7 separate regions of the Homo sapiens genome follow, and regions 1, 2, 3, 5, 6 and 7 are each linked to region 4. A link is a contact called in ENCODE Hi-C or POLR2A ChIA-PET data. All regions are on one chromosome and are shown on one strand. The core of a region is the stretch at or near the end of the contact, and the rest is flanking DNA. Distances in the headings are between cores, read along the strand shown. Region 1 holds the start of KCNK15-AS1 (KCNK15 and WISP2 antisense RNA 1). Region 2 overlaps PKIG (cAMP-dependent protein kinase inhibitor gamma). Region 3 holds the start of PIGT (phosphatidylinositol glycan anchor biosynthesis class T). Region 4 holds the start of SRSF6 (serine and arginine rich splicing factor 6). Region 5 holds the start of SYS1-DBNDD2 (SYS1-DBNDD2 readthrough (NMD candidate)). Region 6 holds the start of ADA (adenosine deaminase). Region 7 holds the start of YWHAB (tyrosine 3-monooxygenase/tryptophan 5-monooxygenase activation protein beta).

Region 1 (2,700 bases), core at 18-2,517, 1.3 Mb after region 4:
TTGTAATACAGCCTTTCCATGGCTTTCAATAAACCCACATAAGGGCTTGTAAGACCCTGTGTGAAGTTGCCTCTTTGCCTTCCTTCTGCTCCCCCAAAGTATCTGCCCCCCAGTTCTCTGGGCTCCAGCGACACCGGCTCCTCTGCTATTCTGGCTGCCAAGTCATGCTCAGTTCTGTTTTAAGCACCACCTTAGATGGTGGGGTTCACCTTCCCCAAGAAACTATCCCTTTTCCTTCTTTCTCACTCCTGTCTTAAATTAGTTTCTTGTTTGTTAGCTGGCCCTCCTCACTAGGATATCACTTTTACTTACAACAGGAATGTTGTTTGCACCAGTAGGTGCTTGGTAAATATTTGTCAGAGGATTGACTGACTGAATGAAAGAAGGAAGGAAGGAGAGAAGGAAGGGAAGAAGAGATGAAGGGACGAAGGGAGGAAGGGAGGGACGGAGGGAGGAAGGGAGGGACGGAGGGAGGAAGGGAGGGACGGAGGGAGGAAGGATGGGAGGGAAGAAGGGAGGGAGGGATGGGGAAAGGAGTGAAAGGAAGGAAGGAAGGAAAGGAGGGAGGGAGGGAGGAAGGGAGGGGAGGGGGGAGGGGAGGGAGGGAAAAAGGAAGGAAGGAAGGACGGAAGGAAGGACGGAAGACTGGCACGAGGTCACAACATGAGTTAGTGGCGGGAACAGGACTTCTGCAGGCCCGGGGTTTGGGCCTTTGCTTCAGATCTCACTATTCACAGACACATGAACCCCGGGCAGGCGAGTGGGAGGCGGACAGGGGAGCGGTTCTTCCGGCCCCCACCCGTGGCGATCCCAGCCTCCAGGTTCCCGGCAGTCGCCCCGCCTCGCCCGTCACAACCCTGCCGCGTGGGGCCGGGGTTGGAGGGGGCGGAGCGCGCGGTCCGGGCACACGGAGCAGGTTGGGACCGCGGCGGGTACCGGGGCCGGGGCGCCATGCGGAGGCCGAGCGTGCGCGCGGCCGGGCTGGTCCTGTGCACCCTGTGTTACCTGCTGGTGGGCGCTGCTGTCTTCGACGCGCTCGAGTCCGAGGCGGAAAGCGGCCGCCAGCGACTGCTGGTCCAGAAGCGGGGCGCTCTCCGGAGGAAGTTCGGCTTCTCGGCCGAGGACTACCGCGAGCTGGAGCGCCTGGCGCTCCAGGCTGAGCCCCACCGCGCCGGCCGCCAGTGGAAGTTCCCCGGCTCCTTCTACTTCGCCATCACCGTCATCACTACCATCGGTGAGCCGCCCGGAGCCTCCCTCCGCGCCCGCTCCAGCCCCAGCCGTCCCGGGGCGCCTCTGGGTTTCGGTCCCACCTCTGCCCCCGCCCAGCTGAGCTACTTTGGACGGGTCATTTCGGCTCACCGAGCCTCCCTCATCTCCTTCGCCTCCCTCGTCTCCCTGGTCTCCTTTGCCCCCCTCTGCTGAATGGAGCTGTCAGCCCACGCAGGCAGGGACGGGAGGAATCAGTAAATCGAGTTTGCCAAAAGGCTGACCCAGGAGTGCTCAGAAAACGTCCAAGGGGCTTGGAGATAGGTGAAGCGGGGCTGGGAGACCAAGTGGCTGGATTTGCTTTTCCTTGCCTGGTTGCCTCACACTTGCTGTGTGACCTTAGACGAGTTGCTCAACCTCTCTGAGCCAGAGTTTTCTCTTCTGTAAAATAGTGTCGCTAATCGGCCTTATCTCAGGGCTGTGGTGAGAGTTATTATTCAGGAGACAGACTATGCACAGACAAGGCCTGTGCTAAAACATGACACATACAGAGCACTACAAAGAAAAGATCATTTTTTTATTATTGCAATTGTTATTGTTACCCCATGAGAATGGGGACCCAGTCTGTCTTAGGGACTGCTGTATGACCCGTGCCTAGCATGCAGTAGATGATCAATAAATACTTGTTAAAGGAATGACTGATAACCACAGGCTCTGGACTCTGCCCTCAGGGATGCAGAGCAGTTCCTTTGGAGCATCTGGACCACCAGCTGTTGCCATGACTACCATCTGGCTGGTACCTGCTGAGCCTAAACCTGGGGGAACAGGAAGGAGAGAAGTGGGCTCTGCAGGGCTCCAGGCTTGGTGCCAGCCACTCCCCAGGCTCCAGCTGTGAACGTCCCGGCACCCCCCCTGGGGCTTGGATCACCAGTCCGAAAGCCAGTGCCTTGGAGAAAGTTTCCCCATAATGCTCTTGCAAGTGAATATGAGCTGTGGTTTTTGCAGTGGAGTTAAAAGTATGAGTTCTGGAATCACAGAGACTGGAGTTCTGGTCTCATCTCTATTGCCACCTGCCTTCTCTGGCAATTGATTCCACCTGTCCAAGCCCTGGTTTCCCCAAAGGCAAAATGCAATTGTTCCTACCTCACTGGGTGACTGCCAGGTTTCAGTGAGGTCAAGCATGTAACATGCTTGGCACAGTGCCTGAAGCCAAGTAGGCACTATTCATTTGTAATAATTCATTATTTGCCAACGTGGCTCCAGCTCTTATTCAGCTCTTTTGCCCCCTCCTGTCCACATGGACACCCCTGCTTCCTATCTTGGTACACCTGAGACCCTCCTGGTTACCGTGCCCACTGGTCTGGGATGCCATCAACTTGTTCTCTCTGCCTTTATCTACATTCTTTGGAGGCTTGCCATGTGGTTTTGGCCTCTTACCCTGGTTCTTTACCTCTGAGGTACGTCTGGGAGGCTGATGTAAGAGACTCAAGTGGA
Region 2 (2,700 bases), core at 127-2,626, 1.1 Mb after region 4:
AAGGCATCCTTTTTCCTAAGGTGGTGGTGAGGAGGTGATGTTCTGGAAGGAAGGTACCTAGACTTTGTGGTCCCTGCCAGGAAGTGGAGAGTGGAAATGTGGAATGCCTCACACTCCTCAACTAGGTAGGCCTTCATGTACCAGATGAGGGTGGCTTTCAGTTCTTGTTTTGTGTGTCAAAGTTGCTCCTGTTATCAGTGTGTGTTTGCTGATCTCTCCCACCTCAGTCACTCCCGGCAGTGAGTTTAGGGCATCTTGGGAGTGGAGGTAGGTTGTGGAAAAGATGTGTCCAGAGATCTCATTTGGCTTTGGTATCTTCCTGAAATAAATGTCACACACAGGGCTGGGCATCTTGCATATGCTGACTTCTCTTAATCTTCACAGCAATGATGTGAGGCAGAGATCATCTCCATTTTACACCTAAGAAAGGCACAGAGAGGTGCAGTGGATTGCCCAGAGTCTCACAGCTGGCAGGGGCTAGAGCTTGAGTTCCCAATGAGAACTGGTTGTCCCCGAAGCCCTTGAATATTTCACCATACTGCAGTGCCTTTTTCATATCACCTCCCTGGATCTCAGTTGCTCCATCTGTTAAATGATGACAAGTGAACTCTAGTCAGAAGTCAGAGTGGTGTTTTGTTTTTAATTTGAATGCCTTTAGGCAGGTGTGTTCTCCAGTTCATTACCATTTGCGCATTCCCCTGTGCCCTCTAGTCTCCTGCCTGGCCCCTGGCCCCTGTGGGAATTTGCAGCCCTGCATCTGGTTGGTGTCTACCGTTTCTTTCGATTTAGACAATCTAGAGGGCAGTGAGAAATTGGAAAGGGGTAGCAGGTAAGAGCTCTCGAGTTCAGTGAGAAATTGGAAAGGAATAGCAGGTAAGAGCTCTAGAGTTCAGTGACAAATTGGAAAGAGATAGCAGGTGAGAGCTCTTGAGTTCAGTGAGAAATTGGAAAGGGACAGCAGGTGAGAGCTCTCGAGTTCAGTGAGAAATTGGAAGGGGATAGCAGGTAAGAGCTCTGCTTTCACCGCCTCCTAGCTGGGAGATCCTGGACTGATCACCTCACTTTATAGAACCTACTTCTCTTTCTGTCAAGTGGGGGGTCACAGTCATACTGACCTCAAAGGGGTGCCATGCGGATGAAATGAGATAGGGCTCATAAAGCACTTAGTTAGTACAAAAATACATGCTTAGGATTAGCTGCTCTCAATTTCCAGAAAGAGAATGTCAGCCAATGTACACAGGCATCTGCCCCCTCAGACATAGGATGGCATTTGCATGAGGAACCAGAAGTTATCTTTGAACTCATCATTTTGAAACCCCTGTGATGAACCCTGGAGCTGCCATGTTGGCTCTTCAAACCAAGCCTCAGCATTATTTCCTGTCACCCAGTCAAGTGATGCTGAACCTCAAATCAGCCAGCCAGTGCTGAGGCCAAAAGCAGAAGTGGGTGCTATTCTCTTGGGACCAGAGGACCCTAGCCCAGCCACTTAAGGAAGAAGCTGGTAACAGGTGCTGGCTGTGACAGACAAGAAGCTGAACTGGCCCAATTAACTCTGCCAAATGCTTTCACGAGGGGCCAGAAGCAATTCCTAAGTGGAGACTGAGGTGGAAAATCTAAAGTTCTGGGAAACAGGTTATTAATCATGACCCTAGGCTGAGCTCACTACCTCCTGGAAATCCTTCAGAAATGTCTTAGGAAAACTTGGAGTACTGCTCCTTCAAAGAGTGGTTTCTTTGGAAGTTGCCGTGGGCTCCTATGCTGACTGATTATGAATTGCAGATTAGAACACATAATGTATCCGCTCTTACTGGAGGAAGCTGCATTTCCAAAAAGAAGTCTCTTTAATGTTTCAAGAAATTACAGGCTTTAGCTTGACTCTTCAGAACTGAATAATGGCCCTTCATGGCACCGAAGAAAGTATTTGGTGTATTCTTACTATGTCCCAGGAACCTAGGTCAGTTACTGTTTTAGTACTTTATCAGTGTAGTCTTTAACATTCCATAAATGTACATTGAGGACCTGTTAGTACTAAGCACTGAACTAGAGGACCAGGGTAAAGACACTGCCTCTGGTCTTGTGGAATTCTCTGTGCAACAAGGGAAGATAGACAGAGGAGTGAATAATTTTAATGGCACGTGAAAAGTACTGCAAAAGAAATATGCACAAGTGCTACAAAACACCAGACACTGGATCAGCATATTGTGGAGGTCCTGATCTTGCGCTGGGTTGATTCCTTCTGCTCTCTCCCTACAATTCCTGGCTCTGGGAGCTTTGCCAGCATTTGCATTAGGGAGCAACTGAGAGCTGCCCCTGCTGAAGCACTCATTTCTGGCACCTTCCTATCCCCCGTGGCTTCAGAGGGGTGGAAAGAACACTTCCTTACAAAATGTATGGGCCCCACCTGAGAGGGCCCTGAATCTGAAGTCCAAAGTTGTAGTAAGGAAACAGAGGGACGGGTGACTTTTGTAGTCTAAAATCACCACTGATTTTCCGTTGGTTTGTTTTTATAACATTTATTGTGGATTTTTTTTTTCTGATTGCAAAATTAGAATATGTTCAAGGGAAGAAAAGCTAGATAGTACAGAAAAACACACTTAAAATAAATCATCACTCAGTGATTTCACTTCTCTGTTTTTGAATAAGGGCCTGTCTCCCAATCCCCCCACCCACATACCGCTGTATTTCAAGTTTAGCTCTAAT
Region 3 (2,700 bases), core at 166-2,665, 2.0 Mb after region 4:
AACATTTTTAGTTACCAGGGAAATGCAAATTAAAACCACAATGAGCAAACACTACATACATACCCAAGTGGTCAAAACTAAAAAGTACAAAAAATTAGAAACTTCAAATGCTGACCAGGATGTGGTACAATGGAGACTCATAGTTTATGGAAACATAAAATGATACATTTTGGAGAAAGGTCTGACAGTTTCTTATAAAATTAAACATACACCTGCTCTCTGACCCAGCAATTCCACTCTTAAATACCTGGCCAAAGGATATGAGAAATATACGTCTACAAAGGAGCTTGCACAGACAGCAGCCTTGTTAATAATAACCAAAAACTTTAAAAGTGCCCATCAAGAGTTGAATGGATAAATTAATAATACTACGCAGTAATAAAAAGAATTGTGGATACATGCAAGAACATGGATGATTCTCAAAAACATTCTTCCCATGAGAAAAAAAAAAGCCTTACACAGTATACATACTATATGATTTCATTTATATTTAGTTCTGGAACAGATTAATCTATTGTGGGAAAAAATCAGGGTACTAACTGCCTCTGGAAGGTGATAGAGGAGCAGGGATTGACTAGGAAAGGGTATTGCTAATTTTCTGGGGTTTTAGGAATGTTCTGTATCATGATAGGAGTTCGGGTTACATAGGTGTGTGCATTTGTCAAAACTCAGTGAATGTGTACTTTGGATTTGTGCATTTCACTGTATGTGAATTTTACATCAAAATGCAATCGAATACTGAACTCTAGTTAATTATATGCATGCTTAACTACTTAAAGGAAAGTGTACTAATGTCTGCAATTTACTTTGAAGTGCACCAAAACACAAGATGGAATGATGGATGTATAGACAAATATGTGGTAAAGTACAAGTATAGTATAATGTAAATAGTAGAATCTAGGTGGTGGAAAATAGGTTTATTGTAACAGGTGCTCATTCTTTCAATTTTGTTTGAACATTTTCGTAATAAAAGAACCACTTATTTGGGGGTTTTGCAGCAAATGGAGACACTAGAAGCTAAGAGGGGCAGGAGGTTCCTCTTACTTTGGGAAATGCAAATTAAAACCACAATGGTTTTCCCAAAAGTAATTGATCTTTTTCAGTCAATGTTTCCTCAACTATCAAATGGGTAAAATGGCAGTGAAGGAGCTTCATATTATTAAGCATTTCCTGGTGGGTGGAATACGCCATGAACTAGGTGCGGCCTCAAGCTGGTTACTCGCCCTGCCTACTCCCTCTCGTGTCCTCCCAGTACCCCCTTAGACCCACCAGCTCTGAGGGAATCTTCGCGACCTGCGCAGGCGGTCGCTCTGATAACCGCATCCCGGTTTCCGGGACGACAGCGGAAGTCACTTCTCACACGCCTTTCTTATTGGATACCGGCTTTTCATGGGGCCGAGCGCCGCTGGGTAGGCGGAAGTAGCCGCAGGCATGGCGGCGGCTATGCCGCTTGCTCTGCTCGTCCTGTTGCTCCTGGGGCCCGGCGGCTGGTGCCTTGCAGAACCCCCACGCGACAGCCTGCGGGAGGAACTTGTCATCACCCCGCTGCCTTCCGGGGACGTAGCCGCCACATTCCAGTTCCGCACGCGCTGGGATTCGGAGCTTCAGCGGGAAGGAGGTGAGGGCGCGAGATCTGACCAGGGAAAGATTTCCGTAGTGCCTGCTGGCTGGCCGGCCGTGGGATGAAGGCAAACTTTGGGGGCGGGGCCTAATTCCTGGGTAGAGTTCGGGATCCTGGGTGTGGACCCCGACGAGGTGGGGATCGTCACTCACCTGCTCCCGTTTCCCCAGTGTCCCATTACAGGCTCTTTCCCAAAGCCCTGGGGCAGCTGATCTCCAAGTATTCTCTACGGGAGCTGCACCTGTCATTCACACAAGGCTTTTGGAGGACCCGATACTGGGGGCCACCCTTCCTGCAGGCCCCATCAGGTGCAGAGCTGTGGGTCTGGTTCCAAGACACTGTCACTGAGTGAGTGCACACCTTGGGCCCTGTTGCAGGCCATGGAGGGAATGTGGCTGGGAGAGTGTTGTCATCCTGCCACTGCTCTTGGGGACAGCACTTCCAGTAGGCAGCGATTCCATGGGGGTAGAGCTGGCATTGGAAGTAAGAAATGTTACCACAGATGAATAAACTTCCCAATCCTAAAACTTTCAGACCTGAGGTAGCACATGCATATCCCTGGAGAGGCAAATAGCAAACAATTAATGCTTATTTGGAGGTAAGGCAGTAGAAAACTGGCAACTGGATAACCTTTTAAAAGGCATTCATTAATATTTTTTAAATGATAATAAATACCACGAAAGCCAACCATAACATATCTGTGGGTTACAACTGGCCAACAGGATGCTACATCACAGTGTTAGAGGAACTGCTTTTGTTTGGGAGGGGGCAGGTCTAGTTACTGTGCCTACTACAAACCGCTATTTCCCAGTGGCTGCTGTGGCTATCCTGTTTAGAATAGAACCTTTCTGTGCAGTGGTTGCAAACAGGTCTACATGGGCCACACAGGTAAGGAATGAATAAAGGTATTTTTAAAATTGACAAACACAGGAATGAGAAATATATCTCATTTTCCTCTTAATCCCACTATAAGAAATCAATAGTGCAAGTATGATATAACAAGTTTTAGGGCAATAAAAAGGAGCAGCAGGAATTGTGGCAGGCTAGAGAGTTTGTGTGACATTCTAACGAGGACAGCT
Region 4 (2,700 bases), core at 63-2,562:
CTGCAGCCTCGAACACCTGGGCTCAAGAGATCCTCTTGCCTCAGCTTCCCAAGGTGTGGGGATTACAGACTCGTATTTTTTATTTATCTAACTTTAAGCACGGCCTCTACCTCCCCCAGTCGTGACAAACAACGTTTCCCTCTAGACTTCCAAATAGCTCCAGGAGGACAAAACCCCCCTTTTTCAACCCGAAGCTTAAGGATATTGAGGTTGCACCACTCAAAACAGAGCAGGAATACATAAATATCTAAAGAGCTGGTGTTATCTCAGTGATATCCCTTTTTTTTTTTTTTTTTTTTTTTAGCTTCGGCGGTGACACCTACTCTCCTGGTCTTCTCCCTACCTCGCTAGTCACTCCTCCCAGTCTCCTTTCCTGCGCTTAAATTTCAGAGTACCCCAGGCGTTGGCCTGGGTCTTCCGCTCTCCACTTAAACTTACTCCTTTGAGGTTTTCAATCTGGTTCTACAGCTTTAAATAGCATCTCCATTGATAAACTCACAAAATAAGGCACTTTCAAGTCAGTGGAGGAAATGATAGTATTGGGACAAAGGACTTTCCATACACGGGAGAAAAAAAATCGTTCGTCGCTGTGGGAGGGCTGCCGGGTCTCGTCCACGCTCCCTTTTGAGCACCTACAGTGAGCGTAGGATTGCCACGGATAGCCCAATCCACAAGTGAGTCAAGCTGCCAGGGCTCCAAGAAAGACCCATGGAGGGAGAGGGGAACGTCCGGGGAGGCGAAGGCTGCGAGTGAGACCCGGAGAGGCTGATGTCGGCGGGTCTGCGCGCTCGCAACGCGACCTCCGCCCGGTCAGCAAGACCTCGGCGCGCGATCCTCAGATTCTGCGAAACAAGACAAGCGACTGGGTCCGAGACCGCGGTCCCCATCAAAACGAGCATCAACCAATCGCTGGGAGAAATCCGCAGCCTCGTTTTAAGCCACCAAGCAGAGACCGCGGCGACCTATTATGATAACCTCGAGAACCAATGAAAAACGGGGATTCGCTCAGCCCGCCTCCCGAGCTTCAACCCCGAAGAGATCGCGCACAGTTTTATAAAAGGTACAAATTAGAAAGCAGTTCTGCGGCTGGATTAGAGACATTGTGTTTTCAAAGACGGTGGGGAGGGCTAGAGAAAAATCCTAGAAGCTAGCAAGACCGCACTACACCGAAACGTCGCGGGCAACGGACTCGCCAGTCACCATCTAGCCCAGGGACGACGCGGGACGGACGTGCCGCTGCGCGCTGACATCACGCTCCAGGCCCCGCCCCACCGGCCGCCCATATAGCGAAAGCCTGGCGCGCGCGCGCGCCATTGTGTGGCTGGACTCGGCCGCCCCTGTGGTGTGAGGCGCGTGTTCGGGCTCTTGCCGTCCCCGCACCCGCACCGCGGTTACTGGCTTGCGGTCCGCCGTTCGACAACCAGCCCTTGGGTCCCCGCCCGCCACGGACATGCCGCGCGTCTACATAGGACGCCTGAGCTACAACGTCCGGGAGAAGGACATCCAGCGCTTTTTCAGTGGCTATGGCCGCCTCCTCGAAGTAGACCTCAAAAATGGGTGAGTCGGGCCTGGGCGCCCGCGCCCAGCGTCCCAGGCCTGGTGGCGGCGGGAACTCTCCAAGGAAAGAAGCGGCCAAGGCCGCGGCGCCGCGTGGCAGGGCCTCAAAGATGGCGACGGCGCGGCGTCGCGGGGGCGCGCGGTGGGGTACGGGCGCGCGCACGTGCGCGTCCTGGCTAACGACTCCCCCGCGGTTGTCCGGCCCTCGCACCGCCCCTAGGTACGGCTTCGTGGAGTTCGAGGACTCCCGCGACGCCGACGACGCCGTTTACGAGCTGAACGGCAAGGAGCTCTGCGGCGAGCGCGTGATCGTAGAGCACGCCCGGGGCCCGCGTCGCGATCGCGACGGCTACAGCTACGGAAGCCGCAGTGAGTCCCACCCCCGCGCGCTCCGCGCCCTTGGGGACCCTGGGGGCGGGGGTGGGTGGGGTGGGGCCTCCCAGCCCGGGCAGGCGCGAGGGCCGGGGGTCGTTTGACTTGGGTGTCCCCGAGCCCCGCTGCCTTCACGTCTGCCCGGGGCAGCCATGGGACGCCGGAGCGCGGGGATTGGGTTTGGGTGTTTGGTTTTGTTTATTTGCCAAGTTGGGAGGTGGGTGGCTTCTTCTGGCCCCTTGTCAGCACTGTCACGGGTTCTTCCCACAGAGGAAGTAAGGGGTGGCTGTATTTGTTGTATTCTCCTTACTTACCTATCAGTGCATTAGTTAGAGGTTCGGGGGCAGGCTCGGGTGGAGGTGGGGTAGGGGGCGCGGGGGACGGGGAAGGGGAGGAGCATAAAGTATAGGTCTTAAAGCTATGGAACTTGATGGGGGCCAAAGAATGTACTATTTTTAAGTAATGTGGTATTGTACCACAAAGTAGATCTAAATAAGCTTTATGCTGTATTTGAACTAATTGGGGCATGTTATTGGGAGGAGGTTGGGGGGATTTTTGGTTATGTTAAATGTTTGATGTTTAAATTGTTGCATGTTGAATTCAAACTTTTTAACAAGTCCTTGATGTTTCAATTTGAAAGTGACCAATGGGGCTGAGGCTGTGTCCACTGAGGCTAAGATGACTGCCTTTCCTGATTGGCCTTGGCTTTTCCATACATTGTGTGACCCTTGCCCTATGACCCTTTGGCTGACCTTACCGGAAGCCATGACG
Region 5 (2,700 bases), core at 143-2,642, 1.9 Mb after region 4:
TTAATGAGAAAATAATTACTGGAAGGTAGATTAAATGGTGGAAAACGTTAATCATGTCCAACTCCTCATTTCATAAACAGGGAAGCTGAGGTTTAAAGAAGGAAGTGGCTTGCTGGTCACACTGGGTGGCATAGCTGGCCCTAAAACCCAAATTCTTTTCCTGGAACAACTTACTTCCCGTCTTTCCACTTCAGAGAGGGGGAACCTAGGATCAATGAAGTTGATGGGTTTTCGTCTGCTGGAGTAGGAATAAGTGAGTTATCGATTTGCTCTTGCTTTTTCTGTTCTTAACTCATTCAGCAAATATTTACTGACTGTCCACTATTCGGATTTGGAAGATAGATAAAACAGTCATGGCAGCAGAGAGGGTCAGGATTTACTCCTATGTGCGACTTCAGAACCTGTGCCTTTTTCCACTGGACACCCACATTTTAAAACACCCACTACTCTGCCTTCTAATATAGTTCATCTGTGTCTCAGGGCAGGGGCTGTCTTATATATACATGTTCTAGCCTTCCTGCCACCGAGTAGGTGCGAAATCAATGTTGTAGTGTTGAGGAAACACTTGAATTTTATTTATTTATTTATTTATTTATTTATTTATTTAGAGACGGAGTTTTGCTCTTGTTGCCCAGGCTGGAGTGCAATGGCGTGATCTCGGCTCACTGCAACCTCTGCCTCCCGGGTTCAAGCAATTCTCCTGGCTCAGCCTCCCGAGTAGCTAGGACTACAGGCGTGCGCCACCACGCCCCGCTAATTTTGTATTTTTAGCAGAGACGGGGTTTCTCCATGTTGGTCAGGCTGGTCTCGAAACACCGACCTCAGGTAATCCGCCCACCTCAGCCTCCCAAAGTGCTGGGATTACAGGCGTGAGCCACCGCGCCCGACCAACACTTGAATTTTAATACTTACTTTGCTACTAACTGTGTCGTTGAAACAGTATGTTGCTTTCCTTCTCTGGCCCTTAGCTTAACTATCTGTACAGCGGGAACATTGGCAAACTCCTACGTGGAGGAGCTTGCAGGTCCACTTCAAGTTATCAGACTCTAACTAGGAGAAAACATTGAGAATTTAGGCTGAAAATAACGACACAGTTTATCACCTCGTTAATTCCCAAACATCATTACCGCGTCCTAAGCCACCCCACTTGCCTCTCCCCTAGCCGCCTTCCTTTAAAAAAAGAATTCCCCTCTAGAGGGCGCGCAAGCTCTGCGGCCTTCGTTCCTCTCTTCCGTTTGCCTTCACTCTTCCTTCTGCGCATGTGCTCAGTTCGCTATCCGGCTGCTTGTACCTGGTTCAGGAGGTTCAGGCAGAGGTTGCACCCACTACGCCTGCGCAACCTCAGCCCCGCCCCTCCGCTGCTTTCCCCGGAAACGTTTCTTTCCTACGCAGCCGCTCCTGCCGCCGTGGTCGCTGGAGCTTTGCCTCTCTAGGCCGGCAGCGCCTCTCCTCCATGGTCCTGTCTGTCAGCGCTGTTTTGGGAGCCCGCCGGTGAGGCCGGGCCACGCTCAGACACTTCGATCGTCGAGTCTGTCACTGGTGAGTAGACCCCAGAGGAGCTCGTGTACGGGCGGGGGCCGCGCAGGCGGAATGGGCTGGATTTCCCCTCACTCTGAGAATGGGTCTGTCTGCCCCGCCTTCCCCCTGACTCTTGGAATGGGCTCACCCCTTGGTTCCAGTCCCTCCTCCCGGGCGGGGCGACGTTGCCATGGAGACAGGCCGCTGGCTGAGGCCCGGCTCGTGTCCCTGCAGGGCATGGCGGGTCAGTTCCGCAGCTACGTGTGGGACCCGCTGCTGATCCTGTCGCAGATCGTCCTCATGCAGACCGTGTATTACGGCTCGCTGGGCCTGTGGCTGGCGCTGGTGGACGGGCTAGTGCGAAGCAGCCCCTCGCTGGACCAGATGTTCGACGCCGAGGTAGGGTCCCCGGACTGGGGCGGGTGGGGTCTCGGCCTCCCCGAGTAGGCTTTGTGGTCCATCACTACTGTGCTGTAGACGTGGCTGGGTCACCTTCTTTCTTTGTAGCCCTGGGAAAGGGATTTCACCTTTCTGAGCCTCAGCTGCCTCATCCATAAAATGGAATGACAGCAGAGGCTGATTAGTACAAAGAAAAGGGCCTGGATGTTAATACAATAAACACGTCTGTGTTCCAGGCAACTCTGATACATTTCCTTTCTGATACTCTGGGAAAGTGACTTGATTTCTCTGAGCTAGGTTCTCAGGTGCCACATCGGAGAGAGGGGTGGATAAAAGAGCATTCGTGCGGGTACAGTGGAAACTGCCTGGACTTTGGGGTCAGACAGGCGTCCGTTTAAGATCCACTTACTAGCTGTGTGACCTGGGGCAAATGTCACCTCTGTGAACTTGTTTTCCTGTCTTCAAAACCATGAGACTAGTTGCAGAGAGGTCGTGGACTGCAATATAAAGAGCATGTGCTTTGGGTTCAGAAAAGCAAGGGTTCAGTCTAGGCCTAAACATATAAAACTAGCTGTGGGACCTTGGGCAAGTTGCTTCCCCTTTCTGAGCCTTTTCTGAAAAGTGGGCCGGATGCTCCTACCATGTTGCCCTCAACAAAATGTTACAAGGCCCAGAGGGGTTTAGGAATAAGAAGGTACTTTGTAAAGTGTAAAGGAGGCCTATAAGTTGTTACATCTAAGAGGCAGCTGTGGCGTGGTGATGAGCACAGTTCTTTTTTTTTTT
Region 6 (2,700 bases), core at 154-2,653, 1.2 Mb after region 4:
TCACCCTCCTCAGAAGGTAGGTGGGCTCTCCACAGCCTGTCTCCCTCACTGACACATGCACACTCACTGGATTCTCACCGGCACTTTTGTGATAGCTGTCATCATCATTCACACCTATTTCTTTTCTTTTCTTTTTCTTCTCTTTTTTTTGAGACAGGGTCTCGCTCTGTCTCCCAGGCTGAAGTGCAGTGGCACCATCACACCTCACTGCAGCCTCAACCTCCTGGGCTCAAGCGATCCTCCCGCCTCAGCCTCCTGAGTAGCTGGGACTACGGGAGTGCACCACCACACACACTTCCCCTAACTTTTTTTATTTTTTGGAGAGACGGGGTCTAGTTTTGTTGTCCAGGCTAGTCTCAAACTCCTGGACTCAAATGATCCTCCCGCCTCAGCCTCACAAAGTGCTGGGATTACAGGCGTGAGCCAACCTCCTGGGCCACTCACACCTATTTCTTAGAAGGGTAAGTTGAGGCTGACTGCAGCTGACTCCTTCCCCAACCACTCTCACACCCTACTGGCTGACTCACCCTGCTTGGCAGACTCCTGGGCCCCTCCTCTCGGACTCTGCGACAGGCCAAGGGGGTCCAGACCCTCCCTGACCCCAACAGTCCCAAGACGCCACAGCTGGTGGGCGGAGAAACAAGGGGATTCTCCCCTGGGGCCAGTGGCCATGGCTTGGCCTCGAGTGAACCCTGCTAGGGCCCCAAACCCAGGGCCTACCTAGCTCCTGTTCTTCCCGCGCGGGGGAAGGGGGGTGCTCTGCTCCCCTCCCTCCCCTTTCTGGCAGGGCTCACGGTTCTTCCCCGGGGCGCATCCACAAACCTGAGCTCCTTGGCGCTCACCACCATAACGCTGGCGTACAAAGCTGCTTCCATTCACTGAGCACTCAGTAGGCGCCGGGCACAGCACTAGGTGCCTATCCGGCGTAGACATCGGGCCTGATCATACAGCTGAGCTTCAGAGACCTCAAGTCCCTGCCCAGGCCCACACAGCGCTCAGCGGTGCTAGGATGCCCACTTGACAGACAGCGAAACTGAGACCCAGAGGGGTCAAGTCAGGGGCAGAAGCAGACTCTGGAGGCCTCCGGGTTCTGGACCTTCTCTGCCCCATTGTCCCTGATTAGCCCGCAAGCAAGCCACGGCCTAAGCCGAAGGAAGAACTCGCCTGCAGGAGCCCCCGTTCGTTCCCAGGGTTTGGACGCCCCGGGCTGGGCCCCGCTAAGCCCCTCGGGCCGCCCAGGCGCCGGACCCCCGTCCCCGGAGCCCCCGCGCGCGCTCACTTTGGGCTTGTCGAAGGCGGGCGTCTGGGCCATGGTGCCCTCGTGCGCCCCGGCGCTGCTCCCTCCGCCGCCGCTCGGTGGGTCTCTGCCGGCTCGGTGGCCGCTCGGCTTTCCCTGGGGCCAGCGGTGGCCGCGGCCGGCCACGCTCTTCTTAACGGGCCGGGCCCCGCCTCCCGCCCCGCCCGCCGCCGTTCCCGGGGCCCGCCCTCTCGCCGGAGCCCCCGCCCCGCCCGCCGGCCTGGATCGCGCATTTCCTGGAATTCTGGACCCGGCGTCCTCGCCCGCCGACCCGAAAACTACGGCCCCGCGGCGCCCGACCGGACCCACCTGTGGGCGCGCGCTCCAGCCGCCTCGCTGGGCGCTGCCTTCCCCCCGGCTCCTCCAGCAACTTTCAAGCGTCCCCCTGCAGTCTGGGCGCTGCTGTGCGCCAGGCCCAAGCTAGAAGCGGGGACCCCGGGAGCATCGCAAGCCTCGAGCGGCGTGCCTTCCACCGGATAGACGGACGCTCGTCGCAGAAACACACACCATAATTGTATAGTTAAGGAACTTTCGAGGGGGGCCAGCCGTGGCCTGCAGAACCTGCAGGAGTTCATCAGGGGTGGGTGGGGGTGGAGAGGACATTCTACGTGAGAGACTCCAGGGAGCTGGGAGTGAAAGGAGGCGAGGAAGGCTGGAGCTCGGAGGGAGGGAGAACACAGACAGTCCCCTCCTGGGCATTCACCTTTAAGAAACCCGCCCAGGCGCAGCCAGAGACCTGTGCAGAATGTTCACACCAGCGCTATTCCGAATAACAGGAACATTGGAAACACCCTCAAATGCCCCTCCACGGGCGAGTGGGCAAATAAACCGGAATATTCACACCATGAAACGTTAGACAGCAGTGAAACGGAATGAACTTCAGCCAGACAACAACAGAAACAATGTCTCAGAAACAATGTTGAGTGAAAAAAACTAAGTTGCGGAAAACTGCATACAATGGTGCAACTTTTAGAATGTGTAAAAGCAAAACCAAAAGTATGTATGTTTAGACACATGCATCGGTGGAAAAAATGTAAAGCAAGGGAAAGATGAGCATAGATACGAGAAGAGTGGTTATCTCAGGTGAAAGGGAAGGAGCCGGGAGGAGGTAAGGACGGAGGGAAATAACACGCGGGTACAGGTTATTTATTTATTTATTTATTTATTTATTTATTTATTTATTTATTTACTGAGACGGAGTTTCGCTCTTTCGCGGAGGCTGCAGTGAAGTGGCGCGATCTGGGCTCACTGCAACCTCTGCCCCTCTGGCCCGCCTCCTCCCCACCGCTCCCCCGCACCCCCAGCGTTTCAAGCGATTTTCCTGTCTCAGCCTCCCGAGTAGCTGGGATTATAGGCGCCCACAACCACGCCTGGCTAATTTTTGTTTTTTGTTTTTTTGTTTT
Region 7 (2,700 bases), core at 201-2,700, 1.4 Mb after region 4:
TAAAGGCAAGACGGCAAAGGCCTATTTACTTGGCTTTTTCTCCTACCCGACTGCAAACTCCAAGACAGCAGGGCCCCACCTGCCTTGTTCATTGCTGTGTCTCCAGCACTAAGCAAAAAGCCTGTTCAACATTTGTTGAAAGAATAAATGAACAGGAGAGAGGGAAGGCGAGAGGCATTTTGAAGGACTGAGTTTAAAAATCAACTACCTTGAAGCCGGTCGAGGTGGTTCATGTCTGTAATCCCAGCACTTTGGGAGGCTGAGGCGGGTGGATCACCTGAGGTCAGGAGTTTGAGACCAGCCCGGCCAATATGGCGAAGCCCCGTGTCTACTAAAAATACAAAAACTAGCCGAGAGTGGTGGCATGCACCTGTTATCCCAGCTACTCAGGAGGCTGAGGCAGGAGAATTGCTTGAACCTGGGAGGCAGAGATTGCAGTGAGCCAAGATTGTGACACTGCCTGGGCGACAGAAAGAGACTCTGTCTCAAAAACAGAAAACAAAACAAAACAAAACAAAACAAAATCAACTACCTTCAGAGGAGTAGAATGTTGGTAATTGTGAGAGCAGTCATGGAGGGGAGGGGAGCCATGGAGGCCTGTTTCCTTCCCTGAACTTCCTCAACGAGGGGGCATCTTAAAGAAGAAATCATGTACACAGATTTTTGTGGGTTTTTTTTGGAGACAGGGTCTCACTCTGTCTCCCAGGTTGGAGTGCAGTGGCATGACCATAGCTCACTGCAGCCTACAACTCCCGGCCTCAAGCAATCCTCTCACCTCAGCTTCCCAAAGTGCTGAGATTACAGGCGCGAACCACTGCGCTCGACCCTACACAGGTTTTTTAAAAAGACGTTTGTGCATTGGATTCCTGGCACTTCACGTGGCCTCTTCAGTCTACCAAAGAAGGAAAAGGTAAGTACCCTGAAGGATTGAAAGGATTAAATGAACATTGAGGGATGAGCAATTTCTGTTCTTCCCTGGCTCCAGCATTACCAAAGCACACAGTAAGAGGACTGACATCGGCCTCCGACCCAGTGAGGATTACTTTCGGGGTGGAGGGGGAACTGCTAAACCTCGAATCTCCGGGACTGGCCCTGGCGCGTTTCCAGTCCCAGCAGAAAGGGCAATCCCCATCCAGACCACACTCCTAGTCCTCCTTATTCCCACACAGCCCGTATCTTGACCACCCCCAGCTCCGCCCTCTCTCCTCCCACCTCCTTTTCCCGCTCCCCCGCCCCATTTCCTTCTTCTCCGCCCACCTCCTCCTGGGTCCCTCCCCCGGCCATCCGCCCTGCCCCGGCCCCTGCAACCCTGCCTTTCGCTCTTCTTCCTCCTCCCTTCCGTCTGCGCCCCTCCCGTGGGGCCGTGGCAACCCCGTGCCTCGCTTGCCCAATGAGAACACGGTTTGGGGCGGGGCGCGGCCAGGACCGGAGCGGAAGTGGCGATCGGAGCGGAAGTGGAGCTACCGCCACCGCCGCCGCCGATTCCGGAGCCGGGGTAGTCGCCGCCGCCGCCGCCGCTGCAGCCACTGCAGGCACCGCTGCCGCCGCCTGAGTAGTGGGCTTAGGAAGGAAGAGGTCATCTCGCTCGGAGCTTCGCTCGGAAGGGTCTTTGTTCCCTGCAGCCCTCCCACGGTGAGTGCGGCGCGGGGTCCGACCGGGGCCCCCGGGGGCCCAAACTCGAAGCCCCTCTCTGGCTGCTGCGACGACGGCGGCCCAGTGGGTGGGCCCCGTGGGGTAGCGGCGCGCTGCCTCTTTCGCTCCGCGCGGCCGCCGGCGGCGAGGCCAGACCTCGCAGCGGCCCCTCCCTGTTTCCGGGGCCGGGCCCTTTACCTCTTGGAGAGGCTCGGGCCGCCTGAGGTCCTGCCGGCCGGGCGGGGTGCAACTCCGTACTGTGCCGTAAGGGACAGCGGAGCCGGGGATCCCGGACCCTCCCTCACTATCTGCTTCGGGCCCCACGCGACCCCTCCCTGCGTCTTGGTCGGCAAGAACGTCCCCTTCAGCCCTGTCACCTCTGCTCCGTGCTTTCTGGTTTCCAGAAATTAAAATTTAATCAAACGCGGATGAGTTTTCTAGCCCCAGTCCCCGTGTTTGGCTCCTCCTGGATGAGTAAGGGGTTTAACCTTGGGAGACAGCAGTGGGGGAACCCCCTCCCATTTTGCAGTAAAACCATTTCATCATCCTTCACTGGTTATGGAGCCTGGCAGGACCCAAGATTCCCTAGGAAGGGAATTGGGTTTGAATCAAGAAAATCTGTTTGTTGGAGCCGGTTACTGAGTCAGGCCGGATCCCCAGGAAAAAATATCAGGGGGTGAGAATCGGAGTATTTTCTCACAGTATTTACCGTCATTTAATGCCAGATTCTTTTGTGTCTTTACCCCAAATTCCCCCATATTGTGTGTTAGCACGTTTTTCGGTCTGAAATTTGCCCGGTGGCTTCCTGGTCGGGGGGTGGGGAGCGGAGGGAAGAAGAGGTGGGAAGGTGAGTGCATCTTTGCCGCAAATGGAGAACTCCCATATAATGGGGTTTTCAGAGGTGGCAGCCTTGGTAAGCAATTTGCCAACCTTTCTGTAAAATACATGTTTCTTGTCGTTGCCTTCATTGCATTTCTCTTTGGTAAGGCTAGATAGCATCAGGTCCTGATTTTGCTTGCCCTGTGTGGGAGATGGAATTTGGCAAGATGATGCTATGAACATAAAATC

Evidence for each region. A loop is a pair of places that touch in the nucleus more often than their neighbours do. ChIA-PET counts read pairs that join two places held with the same protein, here RNA polymerase II (POLR2A). Pooled maps may share reads with other maps.
Region 1: a loop to region 4 is called in a pooled map, with 3 times the contacts of the local background. The contact joins the promoter of KCNK15-AS1 here to the promoter of SRSF6 in region 4. A Hi-C loop is called at or near these places in 1 of 168 maps with a recorded cell type or tissue (HepG2) and 5 of 50 pooled maps. POLR2A ChIA-PET finds 5 or more read pairs at or near these places in 1 of 52 experiments (AG04449).
Region 2: a loop to region 4 is called in a pooled map, with 9 times the contacts of the local background. The contact joins the enhancer-like site here to the promoter of SRSF6 in region 4. A Hi-C loop is called at or near these places in 1 of 37 single-sample maps with no recorded cell type and 3 of 50 pooled maps. POLR2A ChIA-PET finds 5 or more read pairs at or near these places in 4 of 52 experiments (A549, AG04449, OCI-LY7 and 1 more).
Region 3: a map of naive thymus-derived CD4-positive, alpha-beta T cell shows a loop between it and region 4 (12-fold over the local background). The contact joins the promoter of PIGT here to the promoter of SRSF6 in region 4. A Hi-C loop is called at or near these places in 1 of 168 maps with a recorded cell type or tissue (naive thymus-derived CD4-positive, alpha-beta T cell), 1 of 37 single-sample maps with no recorded cell type and 9 of 50 pooled maps.
Region 5: a loop to region 4 is called in a map of naive thymus-derived CD4-positive, alpha-beta T cell, with 11 times the contacts of the local background. The contact joins the promoter of SYS1-DBNDD2 here to the promoter of SRSF6 in region 4. A Hi-C loop is called at or near these places in 1 of 168 maps with a recorded cell type or tissue (naive thymus-derived CD4-positive, alpha-beta T cell) and 9 of 50 pooled maps. POLR2A ChIA-PET finds 5 or more read pairs at or near these places in 1 of 52 experiments (AG04450).
Region 6: a map with no recorded cell type shows a loop between it and region 4 (7-fold over the local background). The contact joins the promoter of ADA here to the promoter of SRSF6 in region 4. A Hi-C loop is called at or near these places in 1 of 37 single-sample maps with no recorded cell type and 8 of 50 pooled maps. POLR2A ChIA-PET finds 5 or more read pairs at or near these places in 1 of 52 experiments (GM10248).
Region 7: a loop to region 4 is called in a map of CD8-positive, alpha-beta T cell, with 17 times the contacts of the local background. The contact joins the promoter of YWHAB here to the promoter of SRSF6 in region 4. A Hi-C loop is called at or near these places in 7 of 168 maps with a recorded cell type or tissue (B cell, CD4-positive, alpha-beta T cell, CD4-positive, alpha-beta memory T cell and 2 more), 1 of 37 single-sample maps with no recorded cell type and 16 of 50 pooled maps. POLR2A ChIA-PET finds 5 or more read pairs at or near these places in 3 of 52 experiments (HepG2, OCI-LY7 and PC-9).

What each region holds. Positions count from the first base shown.
Region 1 is chr20:44,744,960-44,747,659 of GRCh38, forward strand. It overlaps KCNK15-AS1 (KCNK15 and WISP2 antisense RNA 1), which reads right to left and starts at 1,268. Exons shown (of 5, transcript NR_132377.1): 1 at 1,006-1,268. KCNK15 (potassium two pore domain channel subfamily K member 15) reads left to right here and starts at 906. Exons shown (of 2, transcript NM_022358.4): 1 at 906-1,234. The coding sequence starts at 952.
Region 2 is chr20:44,585,080-44,587,779 of GRCh38, forward strand. All of the region lies in intron 1 of PKIG (cAMP-dependent protein kinase inhibitor gamma), which reads left to right. Among named protein-coding and RNA genes, the nearest start is that of PKIG, 3.9 kb to the left of the region's middle. Within about 2 kb of position 1,377, at least 7 of the 41 ENCODE cell types and tissues checked have a DNase peak (open chromatin) inside an H3K27ac peak, as active enhancers do; they include OCI-LY7, where a contact is called at or near this core.
Region 3 is chr20:45,414,726-45,417,425 of GRCh38, forward strand. PIGT (phosphatidylinositol glycan anchor biosynthesis class T) reads left to right here and starts at 1,416. Exons shown (of 12, transcript NM_015937.6): 1 at 1,416-1,618; 2 at 1,792-1,969. The coding sequence starts at 1,432. It overlaps LOC107985405 (a long non-coding RNA gene), which reads right to left. Exons shown (of 2, transcript XR_001754640.2): 2 at 1-2,092.
Region 4 is chr20:43,456,584-43,459,283 of GRCh38, forward strand. SRSF6 (serine and arginine rich splicing factor 6) reads left to right here and starts at 1,313. Exons shown (of 6, transcript NM_006275.6): 1 at 1,313-1,557; 2 at 1,778-1,926. The coding sequence starts at 1,451. RefSeq lists enhancers at 650-969, 1,030-1,189, 1,111-2,058, 1,490-1,589 and silencers at 1,730-1,829, 1,840-2,099.
Region 5 is chr20:45,361,777-45,364,476 of GRCh38, forward strand. SYS1-DBNDD2 (SYS1-DBNDD2 readthrough (NMD candidate)) reads left to right here and starts at 1,393. Exons shown (of 6, transcript NR_003189.2): 1 at 1,393-1,539; 2 at 1,753-1,917. It overlaps SYS1 (SYS1 golgi trafficking protein), which reads left to right and starts at 1,380. Exons shown (of 4, transcript NM_033542.4): 1 at 1,380-1,539; 2 at 1,753-1,917. The coding sequence starts at 1,756. It overlaps LOC124904914 (a long non-coding RNA gene), which reads right to left and starts at 1,592. Exons shown (of 2, transcript XR_007067609.1): 1 at 1,292-1,592; 2 at 580-1,050. RefSeq lists an enhancer at 1,110-1,549.
Region 6 is chr20:44,650,296-44,652,995 of GRCh38, forward strand. It overlaps ADA (adenosine deaminase), which reads right to left and starts at 1,404. Exons shown (of 12, transcript NM_000022.4): 1 at 1,280-1,404. The coding sequence starts at 1,312. RefSeq lists enhancers at 853-962, 1,193-2,176 and a silencer at 1,213-1,602.
Region 7 is chr20:44,884,255-44,886,954 of GRCh38, forward strand. YWHAB (tyrosine 3-monooxygenase/tryptophan 5-monooxygenase activation protein beta) reads left to right here and starts at 1,451. Exons shown (of 6, transcript NM_139323.4): 1 at 1,451-1,632. RefSeq lists silencers at 1,075-1,134, 1,195-1,744 and an enhancer at 1,181-1,797.